Regions from separate parts of the Homo sapiens genome. Here region 1 is linked to region 2. The links are chromatin loops, found by intact Hi-C in ENCODE. Cell type or tissue: GM12878. All regions are shown on one strand. Each heading gives the region's core, and the rest is flanking DNA. Links, peaks and the distances in the headings are about the cores only. Region 1 overlaps HECW2 (HECT, C2 and WW domain containing E3 ubiquitin protein ligase 2). Region 2 overlaps HECW2 (HECT, C2 and WW domain containing E3 ubiquitin protein ligase 2).

What was found. Peaks named below come from ENCODE experiments on the same cell type or tissue, not always from the same donor. Only the 100,000 strongest peaks of a DNase experiment are listed, where the experiment ranks them.
Region 1: a loop joins it to region 2, with 12 times the contacts of the local background. A loop is called at or near these places in 1 of 110 quality-filtered maps.

What each region holds. Positions count from the first base shown.
Region 1 is chr2:196,370,397-196,383,413 of GRCh38, reverse strand. All of the region lies in intron 2 of HECW2 (HECT, C2 and WW domain containing E3 ubiquitin protein ligase 2), which reads left to right. Among named protein-coding and RNA genes, the nearest start is that of HECW2-AS1, 120 kb to the right of the region's middle. RefSeq lists enhancers at 2,880-3,019, 5,734-5,973. In GM12878, for the core only: no CTCF peak of the experiment used is centred there; a DNase peak (open chromatin) is centred at 5,843; H3K27ac peaks cover 3,948 bases.
Region 2 is chr2:196,260,654-196,271,413 of GRCh38, reverse strand. HECW2 (HECT, C2 and WW domain containing E3 ubiquitin protein ligase 2) reads left to right here. Exons shown (of 29, transcript NM_001348768.2): 17 at 125-221. HECW2-AS1 (HECW2 antisense RNA 1) reads right to left here. Exons shown (of 3, transcript NR_110226.1): 3 at 7,210-8,363. Among named protein-coding and RNA genes, the nearest start is that of HECW2-AS1, 6.0 kb to the right of the region's middle. RefSeq lists enhancers at 8,080-8,199, 10,722-10,760. In GM12878, for the core only: no CTCF peak of the experiment used is centred there; a DNase peak (open chromatin) is centred at 8,073; H3K4me3 peaks cover 774 bases; H3K27ac peaks cover 2,245 bases.

The DNA.
Region 1 (13,017 bases), core at 4,162-8,161, 110 kb before region 2:
TCTCATCTGTTTCCATGGATTCAGCCAATACCTATACACTTACATCCCCAATCTTCATTCTTTTTCTGAGTGCCATTATTGTATTTCTAGCTGTGGACTTGGCATCTCCACCTGGATTGGCCTCAGACCCCTCAAATTCATTGTAGCCCAAACAGAATTTGACCACATTCTTCATCCTCCTTCATACGCCTCTTTAATGTTGCTGGCAGCAGTTACGCAAATCAGACATTTGAGACTTATGCTTGCATTTTTCTTCATCACTTCCATCCAGGTGGCCTGGTCAATTAACCTCTTCAACTTATCTATATCTGGCTCCACTGCTTCAACTTTTATTCCTATCTTTGTTATCTTTCTCCTACCTTGAACCACTCTTCTGACTGATGCTTCTGCCACCAATTTCCTCTTACTGCAATTCATCCCCCATACTGCCACCAGAGCCACCTGTCTTATGAAAAATATAGTTTTGTCCCTGATCATGAAAGTTAAGCTTAGTGAAAAACATTTAAAATACAGAAAATAGAATAAAATGAAAGCTACTTGTGGTCCTGCTACCATTTGCAATATCATTTTTACTAGTATTGAGGCTGGTTACATTTCTAAAGGTCAGGGTTATCATGGAGCTACCCTGGTTTAGAACATTCATGTAAAGCAAGTGCCATTTCCGTTGGAAATGCAGTTGCTGTAGATGCTTTTTAAAGCCAGGTTATTTATAAATAATGAAGACAAAGTAGGGCACGTATTGCTACAAGACAGAGAATACAATCCGCTATTATATTGTACAGACTCTCATTCTATCCTTTTTCATGTTATATACCTATTCAGAAATTCTTTCTGGGGTTTACTTAGGGCTTCATCAACTAGAGATTTACAAAATCTGAATACATCTCTAGTTTCTAATTTTTTAAAAAACTGTAAGATAATGTTATTACATGTTTTTTTTTTGCCCTATGTGAATAACCAGAGGCCTTTTTTCGATTAAGTAATATAGTCATTTGGCCCAAAAAACTTTCTAAATGCAAAGAAGTAGTTTGACAGGTTTCCTTTCAACCTCTCATGCATTTCCAAATTTTTCCCTTTTTTTCTCACAGGTAACAATGCTCATTAGTTTCAGGTTTATTCTTTCAAAGTTTTTATACATATATGGATGGATATATATTCCACACATGTATATATATATATATATACACACACACACACATACTATATGTATATACACACACACATATACATACATGTATATCAATAAGCAAATACAACTATGTAGAAATTTTCACCTCTTTTAATATAAAAAATAGCAAAATATATGCACTATTCTACACTTTGTTTCACTTATATATTGTTCAGATTTTTCCAGGTCAGAACATAGAAAGAGTCCCATTCTTATATATGTGCACACTTTTATTGTTGAGATGTAACATAATTTATTAACTGGTATATTTGATGGGTTAAGTAGTGGACATTTAAATTGTCTCCAGTTTTCTCTATTACAAACAAATAGTGCTGTAATGAATAATCATACATATATGTATATATTTAAATCACATTAGTGTTTTGTCTTGCTTAATATTACGTTTAATTTTATTTCAGTTTAAACTAGTTAAAGACTAATGTCAGCTGTGTCCTGCAGTAGATTTCTGCAGGAAATCTGGCAGTTTAGGAAAGCTGTCTTCTTTATATCACACTAGACTTCTAGTCATGGTCCACAGAGAACCTTATCATGGGGATGTTGCCTTACTAATGACCCTTATAACCTCAGCTGGGTCTGATTTCTGGGAAACTCTTGCCCTCCTGGTAGGAGGCAAATGTCTGCTTCCTGACTTCCCAGAACTTTTCGTCTACTTTTATTTATTATAATATAAGGAACATTTTCTGGCTATTAATAGACTGGAACCTGCTTCTTTATAATCCTGACGCTATGAGAAACCAGTGACCTGCTTGAAAATTTCACTGTTGGTTGATTTTGGGTAGAATTTTATATGGACATTGATTTTACTTTATTTTTCTATACTGATTTACAACTTATTAACAGCTAAGGCACCAAAGCATTATGAAATGAAGATAAAACCTTCATAGAAGCTACTATCATAGTCCACATGGTTAGTAGGACATGCTGAATTTAATCATTTTTCTAGTAGGAGGGATGACTTTGTGCTGAACTGATCCTTAGACTCAGTGACGTGAGAACCATGTGGGGTGATTGGTGAGGTTCATGGTCACAGAACAGTGTCTTAAGGGACTTTAGACTTTCTAAAGAGCATCATGCTTTAAGCAACTGTGCTTATTGTAAATGGCAGCTGAGAAGCCGGGTAGGGTTTTCCTACGGGGCTTAGGTCAGGGGTTTTCTTACCCCAATCTAATCTTCAAGGGATGATTGTGAGGAGAAGCACTTCGGGAATGGTAGAGTGAGAACCCCCACCACCACATTCTGCTCCCCAAAAAAGCAATGAAAACACTGGAGAAAATTGCAAAAGTCAACTTTTTTAGAACTCTGGAAATCAGCCAAAAGCTTTCAAGTACATGAGGAGCATTTATTCAAGAAACAGGTTGAACTCAGCACAGTAGGCTTTGGCTGTGTAACATTTTATTATGACTTGCCTTTTATCATTCCTGTCTCCCCAGCTCTGCAATAACTGAAAACCAGAAGCTCTGCAACCATGGTAGTCATGAAAACAAACACACCTTACGAGCCACTAACGGCAGCAGAATGGGTTTGGAGCTTCCCCAAAAACCTCATCCCTGTTAGAGAATTGTCACTACCTGACATGTCTGGCAGCTCTCTGGAAAAGCCCCATTTGCAGGACTTTCGTTAACCTGGCTCATAGCTTCTTTGGTGCAAACAACCCTATCACCAGAACACTTTTCAAAAACAACCAATGACAGTTGTTTAACACTGCACTTACCTGAGGTGGCAATACCACTTGGGGCACATAAGGGACTAACAGAAAAAAACGGAAAAGGACAATATAGAGAAAGAGATGTGCATAGCAGGCTTTGAAAAGCTCAAATATATTCCTGGGAATTGGGAAAGCCAAATGCATACAAAGGGCTGTGTGCATACCCAGGAGAGACCTTATTTTCTTCTGTGCCTGACCTTCAGGCTCTGTGCAAGCAGGAAGTAAAAGTTAAGGCAGAGCTATAAACTGCTTAGAGTACTGAAGGAGTGTTCCATCAAACACACACAGCCCATCAGCAAAGGCTGGGGGACTTACTGATTGAGTGCATTTAAGCAAATCTTTGTGCATTTGTTATCCAACCACTGAGTGAACTGAGCAGGGACTTAAATAGCCACACAGGACAACTGCTTCACCCCTATGAACTTCTAATAGGGATATTTTCTTAAATAAGCAAAATGTCTTTATTATGCTTAATATTATACACAAGAATTATCTAATATTAAAATTTCACTGTTTCTCAAAAATAATTGATTTAAGCAAAATCCAGTTAACAATTTATTTATTATGTCACCTTTAATGTAGAGCAGTACCTTCTCCCCTCATCCTTTTTTTTTTTTTTTTGCTGGAGAATAGCATACATGCAGAGAAGTAAAATCATCATAAATTTATGGCTCTTGCATCTTCTCAGTAACACTCTTCCTTAAAGGTAACCATTGTCCTGACTTCAAACACCATAGGCTAATTATGTCTCTTTTATTGTTTTATTGAGGAATTGCACATATTTAGGAAAGTCCTTAAGGTGCCATAATCTTTTTGTTTTTTTTTTTTTTTTTTTGAGACGGAGTATTGCTCTGTCGCCCAGGCTGGAGTGCAGTGGTGTGATCTCAGCTCACTGCAAGCTCTGCCTCCCGGGTTCATGCCATCCTCCTGCCTCAGCCTCCTGAGTAGCTGGGACTACAGGCGCCCGCCACCACGCCTGGCTAATTTTTTGTATTTTTAGTAGAGACGGGGTTTCACCATGTTAGCCAGGATGGTTTCGATCTCCTGACCTCGTGATCCACCCGCCTCGACCTCCCAAAGTGCTGGGATTACAGGCATGAGCCACCACGCCCAGCCAAGTTGCCATAATCTTAAGTGTACTGTGTAATGAACATTTACGTATGTGTAGACCTGTATAACTGCCACCCAGATCAGGACATAGAGTATTCTCAGCACCTCAAAAGTCCTTCTCATACTCCCAATCACAGCCTCCTTAAGGCTTGATTGTAGGTTAGTTTTGCCTGTTTTTGAACTGTAAATAAAAATAGACTTATTTAGAGTGCATTAGTTTTATCTGACTCTTTTCACTATCATTTTTTCCTTTCATTTTTCACAGTGCCAGTGACAACTGTATCTGTTGTCCTTGAGAATGTCTCACATTCAGGATTTGTTTTTTTTTTTGCTCACTGGTATTGTCTTTTAACTTGTTCCACTGACTCCCTTATTTCTTATAAATTGGAGGTTAACCAAAAGGGTCTTGAATATCATCAAGTTAATGTTTTTCCCCAAGGATGCTTCTTTGGTGGTGCTGTGTACTTCATGTTGCATTCCATCAAAAGTTACACAAGAGTCTGACTGCCCCATTCTTCGTGATGCTAAGATTGATTAGTGGGTTCAAGTTGTGGCAGCGTAATGTCTTCGTTAGAATGTTTCTCATTGATTTTTTTGTCTAATGTTTTCAAATATATTATTTTCTTATGCATTGAAAAATTATGAATTTTGTAATTATCTTATTTCTTCTGTACTTATTTCCTGGAATTCTTATGTAAAAAGCACTTCTCCTCATGGCTTGTTAGTACCTTTGAAATACTGTTCATTCTGGAAAAGCAAAATGATGCTTAATTCTTTAATTTTCAATGACAGTTTTCAGAATATGTGGGCATTGGTGCCCTAGTTATTGTCAATTGTGACTAATGAGTTTTACTTTTATTTTATTTAGGGGCTACATATATTTTAATATTGCTATGAACTCGTGTTTAAACATTTTATTTTCATGTGTTCTAATGAATTGCAGGGTTTTGAAAATATTCTAATTGGGCCAATGGGGAAAGCTATACAAGAAGGTGTTTTAAGAGTAGTTTTATATTTTATCCCTGGTATCTCCACTCTGAACACTTATTCTCTCTGTAGGTAACCATTTGTGGTGGCTTCTTCTTTATCATTTCCGTGTTTCTTTTCATAAATAAAAGCACATTGTATGAAATTGTGTGTGTATGGGGGTGGTGGTGCAGTATATATGCTATTTCAGCCCTAGGCAATGGGAATTAAAGTGATTTAGCCAAGATGACAAAAAGATGACATGGTAGGGCCTGAATTTAAACTTAGGAATCTGACTTCTGAGCTTGGGTTTTTAACCACTCTGCTCTACTTATGGCAGTCCCATTGACTCCCAACCCAAGGAAAGGCCAAAGAGGAGACAGTTGTGATTTTGCTACTCTTAGAGTAATACGTGCAAAACTAATCTGAACACAGATTTAACAGTGGAACTTGTTTTTAAAATAATTGCAGAAATGCTTTGTGAGACTGCATCTGAGTAAACTTGTGCCAAGAAAATATATACTTCTTGATTTTCTTTCCTTTTTTTCTCTTTTGTATTTTGCTTGTTTGTTTGGTTCACATTTTCTAATTTGGCTTAGCAGTATTGACTTAATCTGCTGGTAAGAAACAGTGAGAAAAACTTATTTTAAGTGCTTTCAGATGTTGCAATTGTTATTGCATGAGAAATTTGTAAAATGGAAACTTTGCTTCATTCATGCATTAACTATGCTGAGGATATTTCAGGAAAATCTGCATGATATGGTTTGGCTATGTTCCCACCCAAATCTCATCTTGAACTGTGGCTCCCACAGTTCCCACGTATTGTGGGAGGAACCCAGTGGGAGGTAAGTGAATCGTGGAGGTGGGTCTTTCCCATGCTGTTCTCATGATAGTGAATAAGTCTCATGAGATCTGATGGTTTTATAAAGGGGAGTTCCCCTGCACAAGCCCTCTCTTGCCTGCTACCATGTAAGACGTCCCTTGCTCTTCCACCATGATTGTGGGGCCTCCCTAGCTATGTGGAACTGTGAGTCAGTTAAACCTCTTTCCTTTACTAATTACCCAGTTTCGGGTATGTCTTTATGAGCAGCGTGAGAACAGACTAATACACTGCATCAGGACAATTTTTAGTACCTTATATCAAGAATACAATTGTTGCAAGTAGATAACTTTAAAACTGACAAAAAAATCAAAATGACCATAATATAATTTGCCTCTTAGGTTGTGTTTGAGACTCTCTCTTCGGGATTCTCAGAATTTACTCATTATTTTATCACTGAAAGTTTAAGCTACTTTTCCGTGGCACTAACTAGCGGATAGCTTTGGCCAACCTGGTTTCTCTTTGATTTAGGAATTAATGTTATTAAAATTTCCTTGGCATGTTTATGAAATTTGAGTATGATCAAACAATAATTTTTATAGAGTTTGTAACTCTATGTTTTTTCCCCCAAGGAATGAAAAACGATCTTAATTAATTCATTCATTTATTTTTATGTATTGATTTTTTTTTTGAGATGGAGTTTTGCTCTTGTTGCCTAGGCTGGAGTGCAGTGGTGTGATCTTGGCTCACTGCAACCTCCACCTCCCGGGTTCGAGATTCTCCTATCTCAGCCTCTTGAGTAGCTGGGATTACAGGTGCATGCCACCACACCTGGCTAATTTTTGTATTTTTAGTAGAGACGGGGTTTCATCGTATTGGTCAGGCTGGTCTCGAACTCCTGACCTCAGGTTGATCCGCCTGCTTCAGCCTCCCAAAGTGCTGGGACTACAGGCGTGAGCCACCATGCCCGGCCCTTTTTTTTTTTTTTATGACAGAGTCTTGCTCTGTTGCCCAGGCTGGAGTGCAGTGGTGTGACGTGATGTTGGCTCACTGCAATGGCCGCCTCCCTGGTTCAAGCAATTGCTACCTGCCTCAGCCTCCTGAGTAGCTGGGATTACAGGTGCGCACCACTGCACCCAGCTAATTTTTGTATTTTTAGTAGAGATGGGGTTTCGTCATGTTGGCCAGGCTGGTCTCAAACTCCTGACGTTGTGATTCATCTGCCTCGGCCTCCCAAAGTGCTGGGATTACAGGCATGAGCCACTGTGCCCAGCCGAAAATCTATTTTAATTTATGTTTTGTTGTTGGATTCTTGTTTTTTACTTCTCAGTATGATGAGATTATTTTTGATGTGGCTTTTTGTCTATTATATTCTTAGTATCTCTTCAAATTGTTGTTTAAATAGTTGCTCTTAAATATACAAATTTGGAGACCAATAAGTTATGAAGTACTTCACACTTCTGGTTTGGGGCAAAGTTTGAGGGTAATAAAAGCTAAGATTCAGAATGTGTTATTATTCTTTTAATCAAAAATATGTATTGTGCCCTTCCCACCATTAGGTAATTGTTAGGAAAATGGAGATTAATAAAACGTGGTTCTGAGCCTGAAGGAACGTAGACTGATAGAGGGAATTGGACCTGACAGTGTATCCAAATGGACCAGATTTTCCTAACTGGCATAAGAAGGTACATGCGAAAGTACTTTGAATAGTAGACATATAAGCTTCAAGAACGTGTTCATCAGCCTTGGAAAAATGTATGGCATTGGTGATATAGAACAAGTGTCATTCATAATATCTGCATAACTGCAATACAGTAATAAGTAGAGGCTATTTCACTTTTATTCTGGACAATCTCCATTAGAAAAATTGAAATAGATGATGTTTCTCTGTAGACGTTTTCCCACCTCTCATGTTTGATTCCTTTTTCCTAGCCATTGCATGATACCAATATCCACATCTTTTTCCACTGTTGTGTTCCCACTAATAATCAATTTTGATTCTCAAGTATACACTTGCCAGTCTTTTACCCGTCCTGATGTTTTGAAAAAGGTTACCACTTCCTTTTCTTTCAAAACCCAGTGGTAACAAGCTGTGAAATTAAAAACATACTTCCCAAACTGGCAAAAACTATTATTTCAATGAAAAAAGTAAAAGTAGAATCTATTAAAGTTTATAGAGAAACTGGAAATATCTGTGATCATGAATGCTCACAATGATTGATTGCAGTGTGATTTCTGTGTGTGTCTGTCTGTGTCTGTTTCCAGTCAGAGTTAGAGAGGCTCTAAGATAGACTGGGACTCCGAATTCTTTTAATATTTATGTTTGATTTAAATTGATGTCATGATTCCATTTGGGACAGTTCTCTTTAAGTTGATATCTGCTGAATACTTGAAGTTTTGAATACAACAGCTCAACAGATTGAAACTAGTTTTCTTTTTCTTTTTTTTCTTTCTTTTTTTTTTTTGAGACTGAGTCTTACTCTGTTGCCCAGGCTAGAGTGCAGTGGCATGATCTCAGCTCACTGCTACCTCTGCCTCCTGGGTTCCAGCAATTCTGCCTCAGCCTCCCGAGTGGCTGGGATTACAGGTGCGCACCACCACGACTGGCTAATTTTTGTATTTTTTAGTAGAGACGGGGTTTCACCATGTTGGCCAAGCTGGTCTTGAACTCCTGACCTTGTGATCTGCCCACCTCGACCTCCCAAAGTGCTGGCATTACAGGCATGAGCCACTGCGCCCGGCCAAAACTAGTTTTCATGTGCCGTCTTTGCTTCTTTTTTTTTTTTTTTACTCTTCCCTTACTGGATGTATCCCACGTCTATGCTTTGTCCCCTAGAGGTGACCTTATGGTGGATGATACTTGTATTTTTTAGAATCTTGAGATATGAGTTGTTGATAATACTTTGTGGATAGCTACAAGGTCACTTTTTGGGGAAACTGCTTGATAAATGAAAACTTCTTTCTGAATATTTCATAAATCCACAGTACAAATAAGATTTTCAAATGTCAAAATAGTTGATGATTAAAGATAGATTTGCAAGGGCAGTGCAGAGGATGTAGAAAGATAAGAGAGAGATGCCAGCCTTCATTTTTTTCCTGTATTACTGTTTCTGTATTTGTCTGTGACACTAAGCCACAATGAAGCGTTTCTTTTCTGATTAGTAAGGTAATGCAAGTTCATTGTACACCACTTGGAAATTATGGACAAATATGAAGGACTTAGGTTTTCCAGCCAAGCTATAACTACTATGAACATTTTGGCATATTTCTTTTACAACTTTAAATATAGATTGTATACATATTTATTTTATAATCCAGTTAAGCTCCTATTGTACATATAATTTTGCAGTATGTTTTTCCACTTATTATCTCATGAACGTTTTCCATGTTATTAAAAATTATTTGAGAATATCATGGGATGGCTACATAATACCCTATAATATGACTGTACCACAATTTACCTTTTCATTAATTTCTGGACAGTTATTTAGCTTCTAATTATTATGAATCATGACATATTATTCACCGTTGAATTTATATAATCTTTGGTGGCACATATTTATTTATTTATTTATTTTATTTTATTTTTTTTGAGACGGAGTCTCTCTCTGTCGCCCAGGCTGGAGTGCAGTGGCGGGATCTCGGCTCACTGCAAGCTCCGCCTCCCGGGTTCACGCCATTCTCCTGCCTCAGCCTCCCAAGTAGCTGGGACTACAGGCGCCCGCCACTACGCCCGGCTAATTTTTTGTATTTTTAGTAGAGACGGGGTTTCACCGTTTTAGCCGGGATGGTCTCGATCTCCTGACCTCGTGATCTGCCCGCCTCGGCTTCCCAATGGTGGCACATATTTCTTGAGCATGCACCTTATTTTGCTTATCAAGCCATGGCAGATAATTTTTTTCATGTATAATCATTACTTTTTTGTTTGTTTCCCCTTGTACTCTTATCCTTTACTGAAGGAAGTTGTTAAATTTTAAAAACAATAGCTTTTTTTAAGTTTGAGATGTTTGTATATAAACCCTGAAATAGGTTAGAAGGTAAAATTACAAATCCTGATGACAGCAGTTTATGATGGAAATGCTTACGGACCTTTAAATATAGCTTGGTAGGGAAGGGTGGGAGTGAATCAAGTTGTTACAGTTTGTTCCAGGAAGGACATTTTGGATGAATGCCATCTGCTTTTACAAAGATGTCCTGTGATTTTAGTTATATTTGCTCCACTTAACCTTTCCCAAAGTGTGCTGAAACAAATGTATGTGGTACACTAAAAGAAATTAACATAATTATAATTCCTTTGGTTAATTGAAAACAGGCAATTCTTTTTCTCCAAAGATGTTACTTGAATTACAAACAAAGTACTGAATTTGAACATGGTTTGGGCATGTTAGATAACCTAGATCAAGGAGACTGCAGAGGCCAGTTCATCTAGCCAGCTGCCTTCCTGGTGGACTATCCTTTATCTATTTTGTGTACTTGTCAGAGTGAGAAAATTCCAAGAACTTCTCTAGATTTTATTTCAGTGATTTAGAGTCTTCCTTGTTAAGAATAACAACACTCATATCTGAGCTTTTACTGCAGCAAGCGTGGACTCTGCACCAGGTCGTGTGCTGCTGACTTTATGTAGCTTCACAATCCTCTCAAAATTGTACTGGCTGTGCCTCGTTATCCCAATTGTACAGATGTGAAAACTAAAGTTTAGGGAGTTAAATCACTTGGCCAACCTCACACAGCTAAAAAGGTGTCCATTTTTGGCCGCGGAACCAAAGCTGTTCTGGACAGCCTACAAGCTGTCAGAGAGTTCTTAGTCATATAGTTAACCGATTACATGAGAAAATGTCTTAAAAATTGGGTTTCTAAAAAAAATGTTAAGCAAATAAAATGAACAAATTTAGTGTGCAACTTATAAGCATCAGAAAGCAAATTTGGACACTTAATAGTTGACTTCCTAACTCTTCTCAAAGGGGGACACAATTAGGTAGGGAGGAAAAAATCCTCATTTTTATTCTTCCTGGCCAGAGATCTTGGCAACTGGGAAAGTGGTTGCTATTATTGTGACTTTACCCATTGTATGCACAGATTCATACTTCCAGGTTCTCCATCCTACACCTTTTATAAACACCATGTTTAACTTGGAAAGGGAAAATGTTATTCTTGGCAACACTTATATACCAAAAGTAGAAACTGTAGGGGACCACCAAAGGATATTATCAACCAGGAAGCAGATACCGTAAAGAATATATCTAACATTTAACTTTAATACTGTTCACAGTGCAGGTCTTCAATAAGGGAGAAAATTATGATTCAAAGTTTACTAGGAGGCAGGGAAACCACAAAATGAGATCCGTGTCCCATGTATTTATGACTAGAATAATTTACTGATACTTTGTGCTTCTTATTACTGTTATTGCCACATATCAAGAAAATCATTAGATAGTTGATAGGGACCTGGCATTAAGATGAGCAAAGCAGTTAAAGGACCTGCTTTTTGAGAATAGCAGAATGAGAGACCATAGTTTCATGTTAGCAAAAATGCACAGATAGGGTACAGATATTAATACAATGATAGCATTCGTCACTGAATCCTCAAATGTTAAGACTCAAGGGTCTCTTTGAAAATTAAAAGAAAAATAAAAGTGAAAAAGTACTACTTTACACTGTTGAAAGTAAACTTTTAAGAAATGTTACTAAAATGTTATTCTAAAAGGGGATACAAGCTAAAAAGAAGTTGGTAGATTCACAGAAAACAGAGATCGTTCATTGCTGACAGATTCACAGTAAGTAATTATGAGAAGTTGAGGATATTCACTTTTGTATTAAAATCCTGGGTTAGGAGAGGCTCACTGGACTAACCAAGAAGGCCGGTTCTTCTCTGTAGAGTTCACCAGTGCTTCGCAGACTACCTGTGGACATTGATCTTTTGTAAAATAGAGTGAAAATAAGCTAGTAGAAAAAGAAATGGAATAAAATACAAGATCTATAAAATATGAGTCCAAAATTTTATTATTAGATTGAATAGACATAAAATTACTCTGACAAATTTCTGTAAAAGTTTCTAAGAGCTTCCAGTCAGTTTCTAGACCTATCTCAGATTATAAACAACCAATTCATGGACCAGCACTTACCCATGGCCCACATTTTGTGGAGCACTGTTCTCAGCTTAAATAGAATCTAAAACTTTGTTCTCATGTTAGTGCCCCTTTCTGTCTTCTTTATTCCTGTACTTGCTTGTCCTTTTACTATGCTTTTTTATTCTTTATTTAAAAGTAGATTGAACATAATAATTGTGAGCTGTTAAGGTAGGGGACACATTACAGGTACAGATGTATGTCTGTTTTTGAGTTTAATAAAATGAATATGCAAAATCAAAAATGACATGTACCTATACGTGTACATTAATATATGGACTATTGGATTTTAAGACTCTACACCATTGTCTGTTAGAAATGTGGTTCAAAGAGTACCTGTATCAGAATTAGCTGAGGTAACTGTTTAAAAATGCAGACTTTAGGGGGCAGAGCAAGATGGTGGAATAGAAGCCTCCACTGATTGTCCTCTTACAGTAACACCAAATTGAACGACTCTCCACACACAAAAAAACACCTTCATAAGAACCAAAAATCAGATGAGCAATCACAGTATCTGGTTTTAATTTCATGCCACTGAAAGAGGCATTGAACAGGGTAGGAGAGAGAGTTTTTCATTGCTGACACTGCATCCCCCCTATCCTCCAGCAGCAGCAAGTGGCACAGAGAGAGAATCTGTGCGCTTAGGGGAGGGAGAATGCAGTGATTGTGGGACTTTGCATTGAAATGCTGTGCTGTATTGTCACAGCAGAAAGCAACGCTGGGCAGAACCTAGCTGGCACCCACAGAGGGAGCATTTAGATCAGCCCTAGCCAGAGGGGAATCACTCATTCTAGCAGTCAGAACCTGAATCCCAGGAAGCCTCGCCACCATGGGTTAAATTGCTCTGGGGTTGTAAATAAACATTAAAGGCAGTCTAGACCACAAGGACTGCAATTCCTGGGCAAGTCCTGGTGCTGTGCTGGGCTTAGAGCCAGTAGACTTTGGGGGCTTGTGACCTAGTGAGACACCAGCTGGGGTAGCCAGGGGAGTGCTTGTGCCATCCCTCTCCCACCCCCAGGCAGCACAGCTCACAGTTCCAAAAGAGACCCCTGCATTCCACTTGAGGAGAAGAGAGGAAAGAATAAAGAGGACTTTGTCTTGC
Region 2 (10,760 bases), core at 6,467-10,466:
TACTTGCAAGCCTGAGGCAGGAAAATTGCTTGAACCCGGTGGGGCACACAGGTTTGGATTTATATACATAAAACTAAAAATAGATTCTTTTTTAAATTGTTGTCTTTTCTGATTTTTTTTTCAGCTTACAATGACAAGATTGTTGCATTTCTACGTCAACCCAATATCTTTGAAATTCTACAGGAGCGTCAACCTGATCTTACCAGGAATCACTCACTCAGGTAACAATAATATTGGTATTTGGTTCAAGTTGCATAAGCACAAACCATTAAATCTTAGTTTTACTGATAGTTGTCTTGGAAATTTATTCTTTCTTTCTGACATCCTTTGCAAAACATCTTGTATGCAAATATTTTGTCATCATCACCAGGTATTGTAGTGCTGGCTTCTCTCTATTAAGTATAAAAGTTGAATAAAATCGGCCGGGCACGGCGACTCACGCCTGTAATCTCAGCACTTGGGGAGGCCGAGGCAGGCAGATCACGAGGTCAAGAGATCAAGACCATCCTGCCCAACATGGTGAAACCCCGTCTCTACTAAAAATACAAAAACTAGCTGAGCATGGTGGTGTGTGCCTGTAGCTACTCGGGAGGCTAAGGCAGGAGAATCGCTTGAACCTGGGAGGTGGAGGTTGCAGTGAGCTGAGATTTGCACCACTGCACTCCAGCCTGGCGACAGAGTGAGACTTTGTCTCAAAAAAAAAATAAATAAAGGTGAATAAAATCAACTAAACAACCCAGAACCCTATTTAAAAAACGAAATATGAAAAAAAAATTTAAGCCAAGCGTTTATCCTAGAAGTGCAGATTATAATGAAATTAATGACATAACTTTTTGAGTGTAACTTGAGTAAGCAAAAGTAGCATACAGTTTATTGAACTGAGATATATAGAGTTCCAGACTTGGTATTCACATTTTTCCATAATAAAAACAGATTAGAACCTAAGTAGGGAATCTGATATTCTCTAAAACTGAGCCTCACCTTGCATGAGCCCTCTCTTCTAAACAACTTTTCAAAACATCATTTCTCAAGCCCAGTTTTACTTTCCTGAATACATGCTGTTCCCCTTCCCTGGCAAGCTTTTCTCTCCTTCTAAGTTTGGGAAGCAAGATTTTTCCACTAAAACCCAGCAGAAGCTTTCCCTCCTTGAAATCTTTCAACTCCACTGTGGACTCTCACTTTCATGATCTAGGCTAGTATTTCTCTATCTAAGTGTGCTAGGCATCAGTGGGAATAGGAAAAGAAGAGTTTCTGCTGAAAATCTTTCTTAACCCCAAGTCCAGTTGTCACCTTTACTGGTAGAAGTATATTTGCCTGGTGGTACCATCCTGGCCCACAGCAGTGATTCCCAAATACTGATCCACTAAGTTGTGCCAAACTGTTTTCATCAGTATCACCTGGGAAGCTTTATATAATACAAAATGCCAGGTCATGCCTCCTCCAATTCCTCTCCCTTCTCAGAATTTATACCCCTGTTCTCCCATGCCCTACCCAGAAATTTAATTCAAGAGGTCTGGGGTAGAGCCTAAGAATTATTTTTTCAAAACCTCTCTGTATAATTCTGATGGCACAGTTGGCTGCAATAACCTTTGGTCTTGACACTATTTTGATCATGAGTCATGAAATGTATCACATTGTCCTTTGTACTGGTTTGACTTTATGACTTTTGTGTTTTGATTTGACTTTTCAAGTCCTTATGCGTTATTTTCCAATTAGATTTTAAGAGCCTTGCAAATAGGGATCTTATCCAACTCATCATTATTTTTCCTCCTTACTGTTCAAATATCTAGAATAGCATTTTGCACATACTGAATGTAAAAATATATATGTATATAGTTGTCGATTTGAAAATAAATTACCAAATATACTCACGATATTCTTGGTCTCATGTCTTTTTTTTTTTTTTTTTTTTTTTTTGGAGGTAGGGGGAGACGGAGTCCCACTCTTGTCGCCCAGGCTGGAGTGCAGTGGTGCGATCTCGGTTCACTGCAACCTCTGCCTTCCGGGTTCAAGCGATTCTCCTGCTTCAGCCTCCCGAGTAGCTGGGATGACAGGTGCCCACCGCAACACCCAGCTAATTTTTGTATTTTTAGTAGAGACGGGATTTCACCATGTTAGTCAGGCTGGTATTGAATGCCTGACCTCAGGTGATCCTCCCGCCTCGGCCTCCCGAAGTGCTGGGATTACAGGCATGAGTCACTGTGCCTGACCTTGGTCTCATGTCTTTAAAGTTGTCATTACCTTCTAAAGTTTGTAAAGGCTAAAGCTACAAAAAATTTCAAGTATTATACTATAAACACTGTGTATATAAAAATCCCAGTTTCACCTGGTTTCACATGGTTAATAACATTTGACTCAACTCTTAGTGCCTTCCCCAACATAAGCATGCTGTTCTTAACCACGGAAAAATTATAATAATTATGCAAGTGAAGATTTTGCATGTTTGTTTATTATGGCATCCACTCAGTAATCCACGTTCCCCTAGAGAATCTTGTGTAAGAAGTTTTAGTTCTAAAAAATTGCAGAAACAAGCCCCTCAGTGATCTAATTAGAAATGTTAGCAATCCTAGACCTCAAAGCAAAACAAACAAAATTCTTCCTCTTTTGCTAATCACAAAATAAAGGGAACTCTATTTTCTCTCTCTTCTACCACTTCCAACCAACACATGCCACTAGTTAATATCTGTTCCTCTAAGTGTACCCCATCCCCCACAAAACAGGAAACTCAAGAAGTTTTTCACTTTTTCTCTGCGTTCCACATTAGTGTGTAATACGAATTAACATATCTTTAAATCTCCACCATCAGAGAGATTAGGTGATCTAATCTACCTGGACAGGGCATTTGTCATTAGTCTTTAATGACTTGACAGAATCTTAACAGATCCTAACAGAGGGAAAAGCTGCAGGCCCAAGTTGGTAGCTTCAAGTTTTGTTTTGTTTTCTTTCTGCTTTTTAGAGTCTGAAAAGTCTCTAATCTCCTAAAGATGTTGAAGATTTTTTTTTAGTGGCATCTAGAGTCCTCAGTTAAGCATAATCTTTCTTCTAACATAGGATTCACATGGTAATCTATTTTTATGCAATTATTTGATAGGCTATGAAATATATTTCCATCTTTACAGAATGTGACCATGGGAAGCAGATGCTGTCATGATAAGTAAAAGTAAATCAATGAGATAATACCACTCCTCCTATCCAGAGTGTGTGTCACACTGCACTTTCATTTTCTGTCAAGTTTTTGGGAGTTAAATATTTTGCTTATCATAACATCGTAAAGGGGAAGTTTGTATATCTAAGAGAACATTCTGTTTTATATAGTTGTGAGGAGCATTCCCACAAACACAGGGGTGGGAAATAGGCTGAACTTCTTTAATTTCCTATTTCAATGATATTTTTGATAACAGATTTATACATGGAATGGAGCCACTCAGTAATCTATGTGTCAAAGTTCACTGTGGACCTTATATTCATACCTGGAGCAAGGACTCCCAGTACCAACATAGCTTGGCATATGTCCTTTCTCATCTGTGGCACACCACTTAAGATAAATATTCCTTCTTATTTTTCCCATAATATAATGATAAAAGTGGTAGCCCTTGAGAGATTGAAGTAGGTATACCTCTTTACTTTGTGTTTTCTTGGTTTGCTTGTGATTCATCCTAAGCCAGAGGATAGCAGGCAATTCATTTAGTTTGCATCTATGTATAGTTTTCTCTTCCCTGAGACTTCACTGGTGTGTCTTCCTGTCTATGTGGCTATGGTTTTCCATGCATTGTGATATGGCTTTTACTTTCAACTGCTGTATTTAAATCACTGCTCCCTATAAATTCATTTATCACGCAAATGTGAATGGTACTAAGTTGCTGTCCTTTTTTTTTTTAAACAAACCTCAGGAGATGTTTATTTCCCCTGTTAGAAAAATCAGCTTCCAAACGTCAGTACCACATCTGTAAAATGGGTAGTGTCCCCATGGCATTATTATATGCTACTACTGGTTCTCACTGAAAGAAGATGTTTGTATGCTATGACACTAAAATAAAAGCTGAAAAAAAGTTCTAACATTTTATACGAATACAAATATATTCATTAGAAAACAACCTTTAACAGTATTTTATAGGTGAATGTAATGCACATTTAAAAATTCAATAAAATTTTTAGTATTGGTGTTTGTATAGCACTATGTAATGAGAAAGGCCATGAACCTGAGTTAAGAGTTGAGAATTTCCCCTCTAATATGATTATTAAGTCCAGCCAGTAAATCTGTTCCCTACTAGTCCAGCTCTCCCCAGGCACCAGTGATTATTTTTGGCAGCAGGCTGTTTCCTCCTTGAGTGCTTCCTATATAACTCCCCTCACCATGAGGACATGATCTGTGATAATTTTTTCATTCTGGGTAGATTAGATCATTCCATATTTTATGTTATCAGGAAATCAGTAACTTGGGAGTCAAGAAATTCTGAACCACAAAAGGCAAATGGATATGTGTCTCAGGATTCACCAGACTAGAGGCAAATGCAGACTTGAACCTTCTATTTCCTTTCATTATCCTATTTGAAGAGCCCTGGGGTTTTGTTAGAGTTTAATTTTACTCTTAATTTTTTTATTTTAAAAATAATGGCCCATTTTGAAGTTTATCAAACAATACAGAATTTTAGTTAATAAAAAGTTAAAGTTTCAAAAGCTATCTTTCTTAAGATAAACCCTAGTGTTCAAAATTGCTAACCTATTTCTTTTCTAGCTTTGTGGCAAATGAATTTTTCTGCATATAATATTAGACTGGAAATGTTAGTCTTGGTTAACAACTGAAGTACTTGGTGAAAATAGCATGAATTTACTTCTGATGATCCATATGCATTTTCCTGTTAAGACCTGCCTAGCTCTCTCCCTTAGTCCTCTCCTGATTTGTTTACTTATCACTCAGATGTCTGGACCAACATGGCAAACTTCTGATCTTTGCTGTACCAAACTTAAATAATAGCAAATCTGGACTGAGACTATTATTTTCCTACAGACAGTTTACATAGGGATAATTATTGAATTTTTAAAGACACCTTTTTTTTTTTCTTTTGAGGCAGGGGGTCTCACTCTGTTGCCCAGGCTGCAGTGTAGTGTCGCGATCACAGCTGACTGCAGCATCAACCTCCTGGGCTCAAGCCATCCTCCTGCCTCAGCCTTCCAAGTAGCTGGGACTACAGGAGCACACCACCTTGCCCCGCTAATTGTTTTGTGTTTTTTTTTTTTTTTTTTTAATAGAGATGGAGTCTTGCTATGTTGTACAGGTTCATTTTGAATACCTGGGCTTAAGAGATCCTCCTGCTTCAGCCTCCCAAAGTGCTGGGATAACAGGCATGAGCCACTGTGCCTGGACACCTGATTAAAATAATTTATTGACACCACATAGTAATGGTCATTGGGAAGTCCTAATAGTAGACTCTGTCTCACTGGGAGAGCAGCAGTAATGGCTCTTAGAAGGTAGTTGAGTATAGCTCTTAAGATTTTGTTCAGGTTTGGAGCCAGAAAGGCCTAGGTTTGAATTCTGGCTCTGCAATTTACCCACCAGGTGACTTCGAATGAGACATTAAACAACCTCCAAGTTGTCATCCTCGTCTGTAAAATGGGGATCGGAATTTCTAACTTCCAGCATCTTTTTGAAGATTAAATGAAATAATATATGTATAAACCATTTGATACTGTGTAAGCATAGTAAGCATATAGTAAATTTAAATCAATATTATATTAGTAGTGTGCCCTTCACTTCTTTGTTCTATCAGAAGGACTCAGTTTAAAGTAATTTGCCCCTAAACTTACTCTAATTCTAAAAACCACTATTCCTGAAATTAATCATGCATATAAATGGACCAGTGTGATTCTGTGGATATAATTTAAATGCAACTAGGATCTAGGATCTCTTTTCCTTTTGGGGGTGGGGAGCGGACAGAGTCTCACTCTGTCACCCAGGCTGGAGTGCAGTGGGCACAATCTCGGCTCACTGCAACCTCTGCCTCCCGGGTTCAAGCAATTCTTGTACCTCAGCCTCCTGAGTAGCCAGAACTACAGCAATGCACTACCATGCCCGGCTAATTTTTGTATTTTCAGTAGAGATGGGGTTTCACCATGTTGGCCAGGCCAGTCTTGAACTCCTGGCCTCAAGTGATCTGCCTTCCTGGGCCTCCCAAAGTGTTGGGATTATAGGCGTGAGCCACCCTGCCTGGCCATCTTTAATTCAACTATTAATTTGTTTATAGGAGGGCTTTTTAGTGGTGCTGTCACATTGTTTCCTACAGGGAGCGTTACTCTAAAATATTTTACATTTACACAATAAAACCAGCCTTGACTGCTCCATGCCTAGACTGAGGACTGAGCCTTCTGGCTCAAGGTTTAGCTGGAAATTACTGAGGGCCAAAATATCATGGCAATATCATTAAGATAACGTTTTAGAAGCCATCCAAAGGTATATTAAAATACCTTTCCAAGGAACTAATTATCTTGTAGGCCTATTAAGAGATTAGAGACTTTCTTCTTCAGGGCAGTAAGGAACACAGATTCTTAGAACCTGTCATCTATTCTATGACTTCTGCAAAAGGAATAAGTGCTAGTCATGTTTTATTTGAATGGATGTACTAATTTATAGATCTGCATATGCTTTTGAATTGTATATCACGTATATATCTAATTTTCACATTTTTGATGCATGGAATCTCTTTTAACTATTAATGTCAACTTGAAGACAACTGGACAGTCAATCACCTAAAATTTAAAAGGCCCAAAACAGGAACTCCAATAGCCAAAATTAGTTTAGGTTCTTTTCATAGTATCACTCTCAGATATTTGTTAAATTATTTTCTGATAAACATTGTTCTCTGATGTAACTTTGAAAGATTCCCCAAATTATACATGCATTCATCCACTGGATATTTCTCCAAAGTATTGTGTTTTTTTGCTAATAAGTGGTTCAATCATGATTTTCAAGATGGTTTTCTTACATGAGGAATAATAATATTTTAGGTACATCTGTTTTACTGTTGATTTTTCCTACATTCTGTTATATTTATGAAGAAAACAGTTCAGTAAAATGTCATTTTCCTTTAGTAACTCATTAGACTTGGACTGTCTGTGGACCAAAGCAAAATATCAGTGCTGAAACCAGTCTCAGTGCCTTCCCCAACCCCAAAAGAATAATAAATCCACTTCTGAATCACAGAGAACAATGAGTTATTTATGATAGCACAAAGTAGTTTTTAATAAAATCTGCTTTTTACTTATATTTAAATAAATTGCCCAGTTACTGAATCAGAAGCATTTCTTACAAAGCAAACAAAATAAGCATCCCTTCTATGTTAATAACATGTTAATAGTATGTTGGCAAGTTGATTTAGAACAACTTGCCAACAATACAAACAGAAAAAGGAGTGGGTCAAAGAAATCTAGTTTGGCTTTATTTTCAATAGATCATACTGTCTGTTGAAAAAGGAATAAATAATTATGGAGCCTATCTAATAATATACTCAATAGTTTGAAATTATTGAGTGCTTCCTATATAATAGGCTCCAGGCTAAGTATTTCATTTGCATTCTATAATTATGTTTATATTAACATGAGGAAACAGAGTTAAGTAACTAAGTTCTTAGCATGCAGATAACTTATATCTATTTATGACAAACTTTGTCCCTACACATGTGGCTGATTAATTTCATATCTCTGGGTCCATAAGAATCGTATGACCATAATGGACTTAAATTCCCATAACCTTTTAACTGCTCGGCTGTATCTGTCAAGTCAGACAGTGCCCTGTGACTGTAATAATGAGTATGAATGATCAGTGCTCGTCTTCCTTTCTTGACATTATACCATTAGGCAAGTCAAAGCATTTCTCTAGAACTGCCTGAGGGCAGTTTTTGAAAACGTTTATTTGTGAATGTGCCACTGAACTGTATCTAGAGGAACCAGGATGTGCAGAGTCGGCAATCCAGAGTTTTGTGGTTTTGAGCATTGCTGCTTCTGGTTGTCTCCGAACACATGCCCTTCTTTAACTTCACCAGAATATTGGGTGGTTTCATGAGAATGTTTTCTGTGGGAATTCAGTCTTGAGACTTTGTTCATTGTCCTCAAATGATCTAGTAGAGTTGATCTTCTGGGGTGATTCCGTGCAGAGGAGGAAGTGGTTACACATACTGTGAGAGTCTGAGAGACAGCAGTAGCTGGAGACTTTTTCCTGAGTTTGTCGCTGTATAGTTTAGGTTCTCATTTTACAGTTGTGAGTTTTCATGTTAAGAGATTGCCTTTTTACCTGCCTTTGCATTTCTCTCCAGTGGATTCTGTTTTAGTAAATAATTGGACATTGGCTTTCCAATTCTTTTTTTATTTCTCTGCCACAGGAAAAAAAGAAAAAAAAAAGATAGCAAGATTGTTTATTCCAAACACCGGGTGGAAATTGTTAGGAGCCACATACGTTATTTTGGCCTAAATTAATCATGTCCCTGCTTTGTATTTTACTAAGCACTTATCAGGTAGACAGAAAAGTGTTTTGTACTTGGGGAACACAAAGATAAAGGAGGACGGGCTGAGCACCATAGCTCGTGCCTGTAATCCCAGCTACTTTGGGAGGCCGAGGTGGGTGGATCACTTGAGGTCAGGAGTTCACCTGGCCAACATATGAAACCCTATTTCCGCTAAAAATACAAAAATTAGCCAGACATGGTGGCGCATTCCTGTAATCCTAACTACACTGGAGGCTGAGGCAGGAGAATCACTTGAACCCGGGAGGCAGAGGTTGCAGTGAGTCGAGATTGGGTCTCTTCACTCCAGCCTGGGTGACACAGTGAGACTCCATCTCAAAAAAAAAAAGATAAAGGAGCAAGGGCTTTTGCCCTGAAGAAACTTATGTTTCAAAAGGAATTTAAGTTGTACCTCACTAGCCAAATCAGAAGGTGTACCCATAAAAGTGCTAGAATGTACTCTAAGGGGCACAGAGAGATAAACGTACCCATGTAGAGAGAGCCAAATGATAATACTTTGTATTAGTATAACCTTAATCTTCATTATATTACCACTGAGGTTGAATTGAATTTCTTTGTTAAGAAGAAGCCAGGCTGATGCAGTAAGTAGCTCACTCCTATAATCCTAGTAGTTTGGGAGGCTGAGGCAGGAGGATCACTTGAGGCCAGGAGTTCAAGACCAGCCCAGACAACATAGCAAGACCCTGTCTCTACAAAAATGTTTAAAAATTAGCTGGGTGTGGTGGTACATACCTGTAGTCCCACCTACTCAGGAGACTGAGGCAAGAGGATCACCTGAGCCCAGGAGTTTGAAGCTATAGTGAGCTATGATTGTACCACTGCACTCTAGACTGGGCAACAGAGAGGACTGCCACAGATTCCTTCTAACTGTATACATTATAAACTTGAATAAATATATTAAAGTAATTTTCAAACATTCCTCTAATCATGATCAGTTGTCTTTAACAACATTTCTCAAACTTGTTATGTTATTCCAAACGCTGGGTGGACTCATGAAAATTTGTAAGAGTCACATCTGTTATTTTTCCACTCTAAAAGGAAAAAGAAATATTGCGGACCTATAATGTTGACGTTAGTCACTTTTATTTTAAACTTAAATGTGTACAAATATAAAATATGTATAAACCTCTTATGCTTACAGCTTTTATAAACTACAAAACCAAAAGACATACAAATTAAGTTAAAAACTAGAAAAAATCAATAACATTTGAATTAATGCTATTAATATGAGGATACTTTGTTTTTCAGAAGCCAAATCACCAATGTTGAGACCATTATTGGTGGAAAGACACATTTGCACCTTTCTGTGCTTGTGTTTGACTTGATTCTTTTGATTTTTTGCATCTCTGGCCTAGCATGTGCCTCCTTGGAATTATCAGTCATCATTTTTCCTTCTTAACAAAAAGCTTATTTTTATCTACTGATTCATTGGTTTGATAAGCCAATTCATTTAATAGTGTAACCTGAAATACAATACTGAAGGATAAAACATATCATTGAATGTGCCTTGGGATGAGTGGATTCTACCACCACTTTTCTATTTGCAAACTATTGCAGAGCTTTTGTTCTTAGAATAAGCCAGGATATCTTTTATGCATTATTTAGCATGAATGCATAATTTTCTTTTTAAATCCATCTCTTTTATTTTCTCTTTAGCCTGTGGTAATTTACATATACATTACTTAACCCCACTTGATCATTTTCATGATGCAAGTTAATACTGTAAGAGAAAAGGTTTTTTTAATTGCTAAGCGAAGTGTGCGTAAGTGGCAGATGGGGACTGGTGTTATTATCATATTGAACATCAAGGCCCTGACAGCCTAAGGGCAGCCAGGTGTGTTCGCCGTCCCTTTAAAAGCTCACCTCTGATCACTTTGCACCAAGTGCCCTATAAATACAAACATGGGACCCGAAGTCATATGGCAAGATTCAGTCATAAATGTCATCCATCTCATCTAAAATATTATTATATTGTTTCATGTGCTTTGATCATCGAAGTGAAGACACAAAATTTAAAAATTCTTGCAGAGCTTGAGCTTATGTATGCAAATTTCTAGTAGACCAAGGATGCCAGTTTGAGAATCACTGGTCTATAGCATATTGGGCAAATACCTGGTAACCAAGAAGTGGTTCCTTTGTTTTTCTCAGAAAAGATTGGTGACATTTCCAGGACGTCTGCTGACTTCTGTCTGTTCCTCAGCCTTGATCTGCTCTCTTTACAGGCAGTAAACTAATGCCTTCTTTGTT